2 separate regions of the Mus musculus genome follow, and region 1 is linked to region 2. Evidence: chromatin loops called from intact Hi-C (ENCODE). Cell type or tissue: left cerebral cortex. All regions are shown on one strand.

Region 1 (8,000 bases), 450 kb before region 2:
ACAGAGGTCCTTGTTATAAACCAAATTGATTGCACACCCCCGTCTAAGACTTTGACCTTCTGAAATGGTAAGATCGGTACACCTAGTTTTTCTTTTTCATAAACTACCTGGCCTCAGGTGTTTAGTTATGTAAAATACACTGCCATATCTATCAGATGATGAATTTTTCTCCCTGGCATTCCTTTTTCATCTCTTTGCTATGGATAGTGTATCAAATTGTCCATAGTATATGTCATAGTATATGTCATAGTATATGTCATAGTATATGTCAGCTTGTCAGCCTGAGCCTTTCTGGTCTCCATAATCATAAGAAGTAAATCCCCATTCTTTGTAAACTACCTGGTCACCAGTAATCTGTTAAAGCATACTAGCATAAAATAGATCTTATATTAAACATAATACATACATAAAATAGACTAAGCTACCACCTTTAGTCTCTGAAAAGCAGTCGGTCAGCAAGTAAAGAAGGCAACATTGGTCATAGTTGTTAATGGGGAAATACGTCTAGACCCCAAAGAAAAGTGACTTGCATAGAACTAGAGATAAAATTAGGGGATATAGCTGAGGCATTAGGAATTATATGTTGTATTGTTATTGTTGTTGTTTTGTATTCTCCAGAGCAGGATAGCAGAAAAAGAAAGCTACCTTAGGAGAGAGGAGCTGGCCTGAGTGACAGACAGGAAAAGCAGGTGGCTGGATAAGATCCTGTGTTCGCGCTGCTGCTGCTGCTGCCGTGTGATGGGAATTCAGATTTGCAGGCTTGATGGAACAATATGCCTAGACTTTAGCAGAGTAGGTTTTCTTTGTCTCACTAATTTCACTTTCAGTTATTTATCTTTGAAACAGGAAACTGTAGCTTATAAAGATAATATAGTTAGTGTGGTTTTGTCACATGTATTTATATGTCTAATCTGGCTCCTGAAGGGAAATCATTGAATCACAAATCACACGACTCCAGGTGATTTAATTTTTATGTATTACTATTGAAATTATATATCTTACAGATTCTCTATAAAGGCTTTTAATTCTCTAAGATATTTACAACAATATTTATGAATCTTATCTGATAACTGTAAGCTATAATATGGAAAAATCTCAACCTTTCCCTTGTTCTATAATAATTTAATAAAGTATTTCCAAGGGTAAAGAAATGTCTTGGAGAAACTAGCTAGTATTTTATTGGTTTCAGTGTTTTCATGGACGTTGACAGGACTTATTCCCAAAGTTGCTTCATGAAGCCAGCACTTACAATCTTAAACATTAAGGTCAATATTTGATAATATTTTCTATATTTTCAATGGGTTATATAAGCATATGCCATTTATTTTGTGATCATTTTTATTATAATTTCAATGATTTAGCAATTTTGGTACTAGCAATATTGTTTTATATTCCCCTTTTTAAATTAATCTACAAGGCATTTCTCTGAAATTTTAAACTTAATGTTTTTTGAATTTGTTTGTCTTGATATTATCATGTGAATGCATACACACATTTGTGGTGTGTACATCTGTCAGTACAGGGGGCACATGGATGTTAGTTTGAAGACACCTTTTAGGAAAGTCTGTTTCATCTTTGGTCTTCTTAGGGAGTCAGGCTGCATACTCCAGGTTAGCTTGTCCACAAACTTCCTGGCAGTTCTTTCCCCACTTCCATCGCACAGCAGGAGTTCTGGGAGCACAGGTACACTCTGCTGCTTTCAGCTTTCACAGGGGTCCCAGGACTCAGGTCATCAGTCTGCCAGGCAAACACTTGCTTACTGAGCCACCTCACCTGCCTTGAAGTGTTTTTATTGTTGTTGTTTGTTTGTTTGAAGTCTTTAATTATATTACTAGAAATTTGTTTAGTACATATGAATTTTTCCTCTGCAGTGGATTTTGTGTTGACTGTTTGGTTAAGTTGAAATCATATGCTACCTTAAAATGTCAATTATTAAAAAGATCTTTTTTCAACTGAAGAATGACACCTCTTTCTTCATTTTATTATTTTAAATTGTTATTAGTGTAAAACATGTGTATGTGTGCATGTGTGTTTTGATGTGTGCACTGATGTGTATTTGTAGGTGCCTGGGTATGAGTATGTGTGCACATGTGTGCACTTGGAAGCCAGGAGTCAAACTCAGTTGCTGTCGTCAGGAGCCACCTTGGTTTTCAAAGTGTCACCCTAGTTGCTGGAGCTCACCAAGTTAGCTAGGTTGCCTGGTTAGGAAGTTCCAAGGAGGCTCTACTCCCCAGGTGTTGGTGAGTACCTGGTCTTTTTACATGGGTGCTGGGAATAACTTAGGTCCATTCTCATTCTTTCTTTGTAAGCATTTTCCATCTCTACTATCTTCCCAAGCTGTGAGATCTTTGTCTTTTTTTAAATTTAAACTATTGTTTTAATTTTGTAAGTGATCACCTGTAAGTATATCTGATATCACTCATGTGCCTGATGCCTGTAGAGGTTACAAGGCTTTTATCCCTTGGAACTGGAGTTATAGACAGTAAGTCACTATATGGGTCCTCAAAGCAGCAAGTACTATTAACCACTGAGCCATCCCTATAGCCTTTGTGAGAAGTCTTTTAACTACTGCTATTATCAACTGATCTGGATTGTTTGTTAAAACTATTGACTTAAGGAAGCTATTTTTGGACAGATTTTAACTAAAAGGAAAAGAGAGGGAAAAAAGCCAACCTTTGGTGACCTTCTGTACCTATGGGATAGCGCTATTAAGAAATTGGGAATTTGTCTACATGCTATCAGAACACTCCCAAGAAAGCTTCAGGCTTGATTTGCCGTGGAGAGAAGCACTGTTGCTCCCTGCCAAGCAAGCAGGCAACAGTTTGTTGTCATGAACATTTCTTCACATAGTTTATCTCATGTAGAGTTCTCAGGACCAGCCAACTTTGGGATTTGATTTATAACATACAATGGTTATGCTCCATCAGATAAGAAAGGATGTGGAGGAATCGACATCTGCTGACTCTGGTCTCTCTGGCTCTTTCTAGACTGAAATGATGGTTAATCTGATACTGTCCAATTGACTTTTGTTGCATGTTTTTCAGCCATGCCCTTTCCTTGTCACATTCATGCATTAAACTTCCTGAGTGTTTAGTCTCAGAGCTCGAACAGTCGGGCTCTTCATAGCCCTTGGCATTCACTTCTAAACCACATTCAGTTTTTCTGGCAGTGGAATTTCTGCCAACAGAATCTGACCCTCTTACACCACAGTCTTGAGTGAATTAGCTCTGCTCAGAGCATGTGCACTTCTGCAGGGACCATCAGTAGTAAATTTTGTTTTAAGTACACATCTTGGTAATAAGTGTGTCATCTTTAAATTTCAGCAGCATTTTGTACATAATATTTTATAGATGATATTTTATATTTAAATGGCAAGGACATGAATGATTGACATGGACCATTGACCTTTATATGGAACATGTGCAGATCATACAATAAATTAATAACTGATTTTATATCTTTTTTGCCCTGAAGTTGATGATACATATGGTCTTTAAAAAAAACTTTTCATTCATATATGCATGTATGAATGTATACATGTATGTATGTATGTATATGTATGTGTGTATACATGTATGTATGTATGTATATGTATGTGTGTATGTATGTGTGAGGGCATACACATGCCATGCATGTATGGGGAGGTAAGGGGACCTCTGTGGAAGTTGGTGGTTTCCTTCTCTTATGTAGATCCAGGGACTGAGCTCAGATCATCATGCATCATGCTTGGCGGCTTGTGCCTTCTGCTGAGTCATCTTCCAGACTGTGTGTGTGTGTGTGTGTGTGTGTGTAGAGGTTTGAATAGGAATGGCCCCTGTACTCACTTATTTGAACACTTGGTCCATAGGTATGGCCTTGTTGGAGAAGGTGTGGTTTTGTTGGAGGAACTGTGTTACGACAGTCTTTGAGGGCTCGTAAATTTAATCCAGTTCTCTTCCTGTTGGCTGTGGATCTAGATGTAGAACTCCCAGTTACCTTTCCAACACATGTCTGCCTGCATGCTGCCGTGGTTCCCACCATGAAGATAATGGACTGAACCTCTGAAACTGTAAGCCAGCCCCAGTTATAAGACTTCTTGTGGTCATAGTGTCTTTTCACAGCAATAGAAAGTCTACCTAACTAAGACTGTGTATATGTGAGATAGAGATAAGGTCCTGCTATGTAGCTAAGGTTAACCTAGAACCTACTATGTAGTAGAGGTTAATTAACTTAATTGCCCAGGCTGGCCTTAAGCTGACAGTATTTCTCCCAGTGATAGAATTGGAGCAATGTGCTTCCCTACTGACTTTGGTACATTTTTTAAAAACAAACAAAAAAACGAAAGTCAACCAGTAAAATAATGTGCTGTGATCTCTGATTTGGAAGTGACTAGCCTGTTGTTTGAATTTGATGAGAAAAGGTGTGGGTATTTTGATTCCATGCCATCATGAGAAAGTACATTTCTCCCTGGCTGTTAACCAGTATCAACAGTCTAAAAATCTATGGATCTCAAGTTGTGGCCTCATTTGCTTCCAGTAGGTCTCTCAGTGACTCATATATTCAAGCTCAATGAATACTCAATATTTTATGTTCATCTGAGTGTGTGTATATGTGTGTGTGTGGAGGGGGGCTTGGAGTCAGTTCAGAATAGTTGTTGCTGATCCTGGCCAACTGGTTTATCTGAATTGGTTCCATGTATTGGTTTCAGCCCAGACTTAGAATCGATGACATTCTCGTTCCTTTTAAGGACTCCCTGCTTTAGACATCCCATTTGAAATCTGTTAAGAACATCATAAGCTGGTCCCCGATTTATTGATTTTCCTGGGTCTCCGACTATGTAAAGTGTAGCCAGCCATGGCGTAAGCCGAGTAAGCTCTGAGTTCCCTCTCTCTGCTCCAACATGGATGCTAATTCTACACCTTGGTATGTTTCCTAGGAGGGGCTTTTCAAATTGACAAATGATGCCTCTTGCAGTCCACTGGGTCCCTGCCCCTTTTGATGTGCCTAACGGGAAAGCTAGCACCTTCTATACTAGTGAAGGTTATGTTTTCTGTTTTGTTTTGTTTTGACAGATTCATTATTGTCTAGCACTTTAGCTATTATTTTGTCTAAAAGAACCATTTAGCATGCATGTAAGTACATGTGCACCTGTGTGTATATGAACACACACACACACACACACACACACACACACACACACACACACACAGAAATATTAGTATGACATCAGGCTCTTCTGTTTTTTCTAAGGCAAGTTGCAACATTCCATCATTTCTAAAAGGCTTGTGAAATACAAGTACTCATCTTGAATGGCTTTCCTAAAGGTTACTTGTCTTCTGGCTTTCTGTTAGAGATTTCCTTTAAAAGCCAATGTGAAATCCAACTAGAAGAGTTATTGTGGCTTCTAGAGCAGCTTCAAATTGTGTTCCATATTCTTTTGTTGGGGAAGAAACATGTACCTGCTAGGACAAGTAAGGACAGGTTTTGTTGTTGTTACTGCTTTTTTGCCAGTGTCACCTTATATTCACATATGGATTTTATACTTAGCATGTAATACAGCTATGGTTATTTTAGCGCAGAGTGCTTTAACTTCTGAAGTGTCCAGCAGTAAACTACATGCAGGAGATGTTGTTTCCATCAGGAGCCTCTCGCGTTCTTCATGTGTTCTGGAATAAGCACTTGCAGTTTAAGTGAGACTTGGAGCTCTTCAACAGCTCAAGCAATTCTTGTTTAATGAGACCAAAAGTGTGTTTAGATAAATACTGATGCATCTCCAGGTTACCCTCACAAGTGTTGTTCAGAGGCCTTCTCTTTGGGGGAGTTTCTAGCATTACACTCTGTTTCTGGTGACTGTTCATTTGATTGTTAGAGTGTACAATTTGGAATCAGTTTTCTCCTACTCTTTGAATCCCAGGAATTGAACTCAGGTTGTAAGGCTTAGCAGCAAGCACCCACTAGCCATATCACTAGAATTCATTTTACTATTTTTAATAAGATAATATAGTTTGTGGCTTGTTTGTTTGGTGTGTATATATAAAAATTTATACATGTGCATGTGGAGAACAGAGGACAGCCTTAAGATGTCCATCATTCACCGTTTTGGGGGAGGAGGCAGGGACTCTCACTGGTTTGGGACACCCCAAGTAGGTTAGACTATGGGCAGCGAGGTTCAAGGGTCTGCCTGTCTCTGAGGCTGGCTGGGCTTACAGGTATACACCACCATAGCTGACTTTATATTGGTTCTGATAGCTATATCCCCAGTTGTACTTCAGTCCTCATGTGTCTTCCTTCATAAATTGTCACAGTAAGAGATGGCTCATTTATTATAAAAATGAGAACTGAAATTGTTACAGAAATTCAGTCAGAAGAGGATATACAAAAATATAGTTAAATTTTATATAAGCAAATGAGGAAGTGATTATATAAGAGCTAGTCATCCTCTCCCACTTATATTATTTTTTATGATTGAACCTAGATTTTACAGGCTGAGTTATTCATAGTTTGGCATTTGCTGCTGTTAGTACAGGGCCTGCACGCTGACTTGTACTCAGATTCCCATTAGCTGCTGCTTTGCATTTGTGGGTATCATCATCAATGCCCTCCTCAGAGTTTCCAGGAAGGAGCTATGTTTAGCATAGTTTCAGTGTTACATATTTTACTACATCTAATTTTTGAGTTTGCGTATTACATGTAGACTTCAGAACACAATGAAAGAATCCTAGAATGGAAGACAGGACACCTGGGTTTCATTTTCATTCATGACCATGAATGCTTATTGTTTTATATACAGAATCCTGAGCAGCAAGCCACACGGTGTGCTCATGTTGAAGAACAGTTACTCTCACCCATCTGAAAATTCACTACGTTAGCTATTGAGGAAAACCCCTTGATTCTTACTTGTATTGTTCTTTGTTCCTGCTGGAATATAAATCTTTTATGTGTTGTTGGAAGAAGTGAGGAGACACAGCAGAATTTCAAGATAATGCCATCTGCCAGTTTTCTACTTAACAGAATACTGAGTTTAAAAATTTTTTAAAAAAGCAACTTACTTCCAAACTTGCATCAATGACTGTTCATATAATCTAGTACAGCTGATTTATGTTATTTGCCAGAGATAATTACTATTGCCCACTAAAATAGTGATTAAAATCTGTTTGATGTTTATAATTGTTTTTGTATAGATTTTGAAAATGTGCTTTAAAATGAGAGTTCTCTAACAGAAATTCTGTAATTTCATTAATTACTGAATATATTCCTTTTACTATTTTACTGTTTTGAGACTTTCTACCTAAGTATATATTATAGTATATCCCGTGTGTGTGTGTGTGTGTGTGTGTGTACGCGCGTGTGTACCCAAGTATTTGTATCATTTCTGTGCCACCCTCTACCACCTCCAACTCCTTCCACGTAACCTAACTACCATGTTCTGACATCTGTGGGTAATAGGCATGCACATGGTATACATACATACATACATACATACATACATACATTCAGGAAAAACACACTTTAAAGGGGAGGTAGAAAGATTGTAAGAACTAGAGGAACAGGTGAGTATTCTTCAATAATATCTTCTAGACATGATAGAGATGCTGTACTCATGAACTCTAAACAATATGGCAGCCTATAGAAGACCTGCAGGTACTACACCAGTCAATATGCCAACAGGGATAGAAGCATAATTTCACATGATCTGGTCCCATCTCTAAATGAAGTGCTATAGGCAGTCAATTGTGATAGAGGAGGGAGAATTAGTTTTCTCTATGAATGAACCTAATACTTTTCCCAATACTAAGTAGCCAAGTGTAAAATGAACACAGACACATCCACAGTTGTGAAGTCAGAATATGGTAGTAGATCACCTGGAACTGCGAGTGTCAGATGATTGTTAACCATCACGTAGGCAGGCGCTCTGAGTTTCAAACGCAGGTCCTCTGTAAGAATAGCAGGTACTCTTAAATACCAAGCCATCCCTCCAGTCCCTTTATACCTCTCTTTTGATAAAAATGTTCTCTGAGCCT
Region 2 (8,000 bases):
CTCTATCACAGGGCCAGGAGAAAGGGGAGTGGAGCAAGCCTGTAATACTTAGAGGCTCGACTCCCCGGGGACCTGCCCTCAATTGCTGAAAGAGCCTGACCTCTGACAAGAACCAACGATTTCAGCAGTAATTAATAAAACTGTCAAATTAATTAACCCAAGTCTTTGTTCACAGGGGAAAAAAAAATGAAACATCTATTACCAATACTGCTGTTTATCAGTTGTAGAACAAACTCTTTGACTCAGACTGTCACCACTGGGACACAGGGTCACTACAGACTGGTGTCTCTAAGGAAGGTCCTACCTAGTAGACTGCCCATGCTTGTTAATAAGCCTTAGTGTACCGTGTCCTTTGATGACATGACCAGTGGATTAACAGGGCTCTACAACCTAATGGTATTTCTAACGGAGACAGACAGGCCTAAGAATCCCACCCTGTATCACTCACAGTTCCCAGAATGCCTTTCAGAGATCCCTTTGAATTACTGTAATGAAACACTGAGCTAATGCTGCAGGATTTAATTAAACTATTTAGTAAATGGCTCAGGTTAAGGCAGTGGTTCCTGCACCCTTGACTATAAAGGCTGAGTCCTACAAATGCCCACATATACATTTCCATGCTATCTCTTTAGAGGCTTCAGAACTATTTTCTTACACCTAGGCTAGCTTTTATTCCATTTAGAATAATTACCTCCCATCCCATTTCTGACGTTCAAGAAAAACAAGACACTTAATTGACCACAGAGGCTCTCAAGGGCACAGACTTCAGAGGCTCTGCTGGGCTCTCAGCTTCAGCTGATGTAATCTGCTATGAGAAGCTGGGTTCTATTTTTAAATCCTACCCTCTTACTCTACCTTCAAAGGGCACATATATCACACACTAACCTCACTCATAAAATACCGCGTGGTACTAGGGTGAACCATGATGTGAGGAGGAGCCTCCTACAGTACAGGGACAAGCAGCCCCACCTACATAAATCCACCCTTGGGTTCCTACGAGGTAGCCTGGAGAGCTGCTCCATGTGGCCCTGACTCTCCATATATCTCTTTTCTCCGAGTCATTTTGACAAGGAGCAGATGACTAGCAGGGCTCTTGCAGAGGGCTAGGAGCAAGCTTTGGTCTCTGTGTCCTCAGTTCTCTGACAGGAACACTTAGTCACAACTCCTAATGTTGATGTGCGGAGCCATCTCTAGCCCCTGGGCTTCAGAGAGTGCCAGATCATTTGCTTTGTTTTATGTGAAACTTTCACTCACCAGCTCTGTCTTGCGCACTCGTGACTGTGCTGTATAAAAGGTTTCAAGACATTTGAGAAATGCTAGGGGGGGAAATTAACCCAATGTTGGAGGTGAAAATTCCCTTCCAATTTGACTTTCATTTATGTTTATTCTGGCTTTGTAATCAAAGTGACGCTTTACTGAGTCTACCAGAGGTCAGACTGTGTTTCTCTCTGGTCTTCATCCTGCCAGGACCCAGGTGTGCCATATTTTATTTGGTTTCTACTCTTCTGCTCCCTGTTCTAACATGACATCTGACTGAGTTGTGAACACAAATTTTGTAACACCCATCCCTTTCTCAACACTTTTTCCACTCCCTCCTTACAGATTTGTGTGTGTGTGTGTGTGTGTGTGTGTGTGTGTGTGTGTGTGTGTGTATTTTGTACTTTCAAATGGAGTCAGACAGGTCTAAGAATCCCACCATATATCACTCACAGATCCTAGAAGGCCTAGAATATGTTTGCGTGTGCGCGCGTACACGCATTCGCGCATGTGCATGTGTGTCTGTGTATCTATATCTCTTTCTCTAGTCTTGCTTGTCTCTCAGGCCATGTTGCTTAGGCACCTATGTCTCTACATTTACATCACTTGATGCTGCTTCTAGGAGTTCTATTGCTTCTACCTCGGGCCTTTGCCCACATTGACTCCTCAGCTAACCACTGCTGTTTCCCACCCCTCTGTCCAGGTCCTTTCTATTTGTCTTGGTTTCTTTTCTGTTGACAAAAGCAACTGTATGGCGGATGGGTTTCTTTTAGCTTATTGTTCAAGGCACAGCCTATCATAAAAGCAAATCAAGGCGGCAGGAGCTTGAAGTAGCTGGTCATATTGCTCTCACAGGCAGAAGAAAATCGTCTGCTCTCTCAACTCTCCCTCTTTTCTTCATTCACTCCAGGACCCAAGCCATGAAATGGTTCAGTCTACAATTAAGATGGGTCTCCCCACATCAATGAATGTAATTAAGATAACACTATCTTGTCAGGCTCAGCCCAGAGACCAGCTCCTAGGTGATTCTAGACGTCAAGTTGACAAACAAGAACTACCATACTATTGTTCATTCTTTGTTATTGTTGGGGGGAGGGGTGCTGCCTCATCTGGGATGCCCTGTCTAGATTTTTTATTTGTAGTACTATTTCAACTCAGATGACCATTCAACACACTGCCTCCTGTTTACTTGTCTCATGCCCAAATGATCACACGAGACAGGAGCTACACTCCTCTGTGGTAGCTGGCATGTAACTGGGCTTCAATATCATTTGTTGACTATGCAAATGAATGAATGGACACATTCTGAAAATTCCAAATAGGGGGTCATAACCATGAAAGTAAAAATTAGAACTTTGTCTCCTCTAGAATACGTGAAGTCCTGGCTTTATCAGCTGCACTGGGGAGGAGGAGGTAAAGCTGAGGAGACAATGCCTTACAGACACACCTTGAGTCTTTGAGGCCAGTGACTTAGGTAACACACTCCTGGGAGATAAACAGAGACTCTATTTAAGATGGGATCTCACCTGCACAGGACTCTAAAGCTAACGTAGAGTTAATTTGCAAATACACTGTAGCAGAACCGAAAACTTGCATTTTAGAGCATTCCAGAGACAGCAGCAAACCACACAGTCCTGCTTTTTGTTTTTACCTGAGCAATCACATATGCTGATTTCCAAGGCACCAGGAGGTCACCTACATGCAATGGGGATGGTAAGTGATCTAAGGAGAGGTCCTCTGGCCCCTTAGACTCTGCCTGGAAGACTTGCCATGTAAGTGCCAACTTGGGGCTGGGCACAGGACTGACTCTGGGGTTAGGCTCTGGAGAGAACCAATGCAGTCTCCTGTTCTCCTCGAGTCAAGAATAACCAAAAATTACGCTTGAAGATCACTCTTCTCTCAAAAATATTCTATCCCCAAGTCCAAGTTCACCACATCCAGCTATTAAATTGAATCCAGCACACACAGGATTAGGGGGGGCAGGCACAGCTTCAGCTACTACTTCGCAGTAAAGGATTCAAAATAAAAACCAAACCTACCCATATTTTCCAGGATGGAGATTGATGGCATTAAACGATGGCAAATGTTTCTATGTTCAAACCAAATGACGAAGAACTTGGTTTCTGTTTCAGTCTTAAACAGCTAGCAACCACCTCCCACCAAACAAAACCAGATAAACACAAACACCCACAAAATTCTTTGGCCTTCCAGAATAACTGTTTTCTTGTCCTGGCACACTGGAGGGACCCAGAAACTCTGCACTGAACAAAGGGCTTGCAAGCAGGTGTTACTATGAAACTGCCTGTGCCACTTCTAGGTATACTGTTTGACTTCCTTTGTCTCTTGGTGGGGAAATTGTATCTATTTTCAAAGATTCTGGCTTCCATTTCCTTGTTCGACCTCAGGTTAGCTACCTACCATGGGTCTTTCTACAAAAGAAAAAAAAATGTGTGTTGATTATGGTAAACATTAAGGCTGCACGTCATCAGCAATGTGCTCTGGAGTCAGTTTTTTTTTTTTCTCTCATTCTTTCTTTTTCCTAATACCAATTCCACCCCCATTATCCTCAATCCCCAAATAAAATACTAATGACAAAATAAATGACTGGCCTAATTACGAAGTCAGAAAACTTGCAAAACAGCCTGGGGTCACCAGCATCTAGTTACCGAACCAAAAACATTTGATTTGTTTACTACCATGACGTCTGATATTTTTTTTCTCTTTCAAAGGATGAATGAGTTCCATTTACATCTTCTTCGAAGATGAGATAAACTTCACAGTCTCACCTCTGCCTGGGCAGCCAGCCTGCCTTTCAGAGAAGGCTTATGCTGACATGTTAAAAAAAAAAAAAAAAAAAAAAAAGGAGAGAAAATGAGGCTGGTTCCCTTCACAGGGAGGGAGTCTGAACTACAAACCAAGAAAAACTTCCAGAGGAATTTCTGTTGCTCTAGTACCTAGGTCAAGAAGCAGTGACCACTGTCTTGAACAAGAGAAGCTCTTTTGGTCTGTTCCTTGACTCCCGGCTCAACCTTCTACATACCAGCCAGGGTTCCAGGTTCATAGTTCCAAAGTGATGTCCCTAAAAAGGAGTCTAAGCCTTTTAAACAACATTTCTAATTATGAATGGATCAGTTGAAGTGACTAAGGGAGTTGACACAATATTATGCCAAGCCCAACATTTGGCCCCTTTTTTTCTTTTATGCCCTAAAACACACTCAGTTGCCCAAACAAAGAACTACCAAGATTGTACAAACCACTACAGAATCAGGCCACATGTTCACATGTTCAGTGTACGGCTGCCACCCAGTGGTAGGTTGGATTCCTGTGGACAAAAGGCTCCGACTGGCTACATTAACACAATGTAATTTTTCTTCTTATTTTTTTCTTTTTTAAGGAACCGAAGATTATTATTCCTCAGGAAAATTAAACAGAATATTCATTTTCTTTTGCTCTAATGTTGCTCAGAGAAATTTCTGAAGGGATCAATAGCAGGGAGAGTCAATACCATTCTAGCTAACCACACAACTATATCCCAGAGCCTCTGAATATGTCATAAAAGAACTGTTATTGTTTTGCTGGTTTCAACATGAATCATCAATTAGAAAGACTTGTTAAACAGCCTAGTTTCACTTTCTAGATGTATGTGCTCTGGATTTTTAGTTATGCATGAAGAGACATCTACAAGTGACAACCTTATAAAAAAAAGTGCACATTATATGAAAATCTGACTTCAATTAAAACCAGCTACAAAATCCCAGCAATTTCCAGCTGTCTCCTCTCTTATCCTTAGAGAATTATATATCACATTAATTGCTATTCTGTCACATTTTTAAAAAAATGTCAGCAATGGTTAATTGTATCCTTGGTGCTTTTGAGTTATGTCTGTTTTACCAGAGGGATTCAAATCACACTTGGTTGCCTTCTAGCAAGGTGGCCATTTTGACAACCCTCAAAAAACTTCTTACCTTCCTGAACTTCTCCATTTGCTTGTAGAGGTCTGGATCAAGTTCCTGAGACACATCCTTCATCCACAACAACGCTCCTCTGTATTCTGTCCTGTACTGCTCCATGCGGTTCACTGTCAGCCAGGTATCAGAGATGGCCCGATGTCTAAAAGTTTCTACTTCTTGGTGAAATCGACACAAAGGGTTTCTCAAGGCCAACCTGTACAAGAGGGCATAGATATAATCATAAAACAAAGGAAAAGAACAGTTCCAAATTCTGATATTCTGCACGCATCATAAACCCATGAACTTAGACCACTGTCTAAAACGCACATGTCTTGTCAGGAGACAGATACTAATCAAAATGTGAGTGAAGGTGGGATCAACCAGAGATTGCCCACATTCTGATCCTTTCATTTTCAGTGAACTGGACCATTGGGAAGCACTCCATTTGTGTTGCTGGGCGGCCTCAGGCCTGGACAGTATTTATTTGAAGTTGCAACAAGCCCGTGTCAGTGAAGGATAGTCACAGCGTGGCCATTCCTGTTTCCATTCCTGGCTACTCCGTCTCTTCTGTTGCTGAATTTTGGGCCCTGTGTGGAGGGTGGAATGGGATAGGCATGACTTGGGTATCCTTGACCTGGCCACCTTTATTACACCTCAATCAAAACCTACAGTTTGTTCTAGTGGAAACAAGACTAAGGCTTGGACTTTTTCTTAAGTGAGTTGGGAAAGAAGAAAGCCACAGTTACTGAGGGTCTACAGTGTGTGTCAGTTTTTTCAGATAGGCTATATGATTCCATTGTCACAAATACAGGAAACCAGGGCTGGTGGTATCCAGCTTAATCCAGGCAGAGGACAGGCGTGTTAGAAGTTCAAGGTTGTCCTCAGCAGACCTGCCTACCTGAGATCCTGGCTTAAAAGAAAGAGAGGGAAAGAGAGAAAAGAAGAGAGGGAGGGAGGGAGGAAGAGAGGGTCAGAGCTTCATCTCCGTGGTTCAGGATTTGCCTGGCACTGGCAAAGACCTGGGTTCCTTCTCAAGCATTGCCAGTAAACAAAGAGCACGCCAAAATGAATGTATACTGTACAAGTGTAAAATTATCATGACAGTAACTGTTGGCCATAAAAACTGCCATTTATATATACATACATATATATATAAAGGAAAGCATACCATAACTTTAGGTAAAATATTTATTTGGGTTACAAAAGACTGCTTCTTCCATATTTGAAACCAGTGAAGCAATGTCAGATGACTTACATTTTGAAAACATTCTTTTTTCAAGCACTTGGTTTTATTTTGAGTTATCTCTGTTGTGGTGTGTGTCTGTGTGTGAATGTGGTGTGTGTCTGTGTGTGAATGTGGTGTGTGTCTGTGTGTGAATGTGGTGTGTGTCTGTGTGTGAATGTAGTTGTGTGTCTGTGTGTGAATGTAGGTGTGTGTCTGTGTGTGAATGTAGGTGTGTGTCTGTGTGTGAATGTGGTGTGTGTCTGTGTGTGAATGTAGGTGTGTGTCTGTGTGTGAATGTGGTGTGTGTCTGTGTGTGAATGTAGGCGCTCTTGGAGGCAAAAGATGTCAGGTTCCCTGAACTTGGAGATTTGGGTGGTTGTGAGCCACCTGGTGGTAAGAATCAAACTTGGGGACTTAGCAGGAACAATACACACTCTTAGCCACTAAACGGTCACGCCAGTCACATAAAACATATTCTCTATGAAGTTTCAGAACAAAGGTGAAAACATTAAACACAAGATAAATTATTTCGGATCCCATCTGCATGCAACATTACTGAGCCAAAGGGAACAGCGGTATTGGTAAGGTAAGCTGAAGTGAGATTCTGGTAGCTGCATTTGTGTCTCCAATGCCTTATAGGTCTGCAGTACTCTGAAATTATAAATGCTATAATAAATCTTAAGAAAAAGAAATATCTTTTCCTGTTTTGCCCAGGTTTCCTGTCACCTACAGGTATTGTTTTAAATGTAGATCACATCTATGATAGCAGCTAGTCCACACTGTCCTACCTAGATGTTAGAAGTCTTCTCAAAAAGTCATGTCTCTGTACCTTGAAATAAGTTTGGTTTTCATTTAATATGTGCTTTACATCCAGCATAACATGTGGCAGATGCAAAGCATCACCAGTGTGAAGGTTTATAGCATGGCGGATGTCTATGAAGGTTTATAGCATGGCGGACGTCTATTTGAAGATAAACAGTCCTCAGATGGCTCCCAGGGGATGCTGCTCACATTCTGACTCCTTTTCTCTTCCTTTAGATTTTGTCCACTTTCCTACATTTGCTGATGATGAATACTGTGAATAAACTACTCTCAACCCCTTGGAATGCAGGGCATTATGCAGATACCTTAAAATTACAATAACACGGCGTTTGAAAATTTAAAAAGGCACATACAAAACCTCATCTCTGCCACCACCCCATATAAATCAGAATGGCGACAGGCCATTCACTGGAGTCTAAGGGGTCTACATCAAAGAAAGCCATTCCTCCTAACTGGAAATATCATCCTTCAATGCAGGCTTGAATCTCCTTTCACTTATGAAAATCTACCCAGTGGGAATAGTTAACAAAATAACTAAAGGGCTACACCAAGATATTTATTCTTAGTAGGGAAAGTTAAATATTAGAGGGCCTAGATTCAAGTGGTTAAAAGTGAGTACTACTCTTGCAGAAGACCTGAACACACACACACACACACACACACACACACACACACACACACCACCCTTAAAACAAAAAATCAAGGAGGCTCAGGTTGAGTATATCAGAGCATTGCCCAGGTAATAG

What was found. Peaks named below come from ENCODE experiments on the same cell type or tissue, not always from the same donor. Only the 100,000 strongest peaks of a DNase experiment are listed, where the experiment ranks them.
Region 1: it touches region 2 in a loop (4-fold over the local background); 28 of 42 quality-filtered maps call a loop at or near these places.

The regions. Positions count from the first base shown.
Region 1 is chr6:8,282,603-8,290,602 of GRCm38, forward strand. The region is part of intron 2 of Umad1 (UMAP1-MVP12 associated (UMA) domain containing 1); the gene reads left to right. Among named protein-coding and RNA genes, the nearest start is that of Umad1, 27 kb to the left of the region's middle. In left cerebral cortex, no CTCF peak of the experiment used is centred here; DNase peaks (open chromatin) are centred at 3,117, 6,166 and 6,595; H3K27ac peaks cover 1,363 bases.
Region 2 is chr6:8,731,795-8,739,794 of GRCm38, forward strand. It overlaps Ica1 (islet cell autoantigen 1), which reads right to left. Exons shown (of 14, transcript NM_010492.3): 6 at 5,223-5,421. Among named protein-coding and RNA genes, the nearest start is that of Ica1, 43 kb to the right of the region's middle. In left cerebral cortex, CTCF peaks have their summits at 4,572 (motif pointing left), 6,861 (motif pointing left) and 7,060; DNase peaks (open chromatin) are centred at 4,556 and 6,825.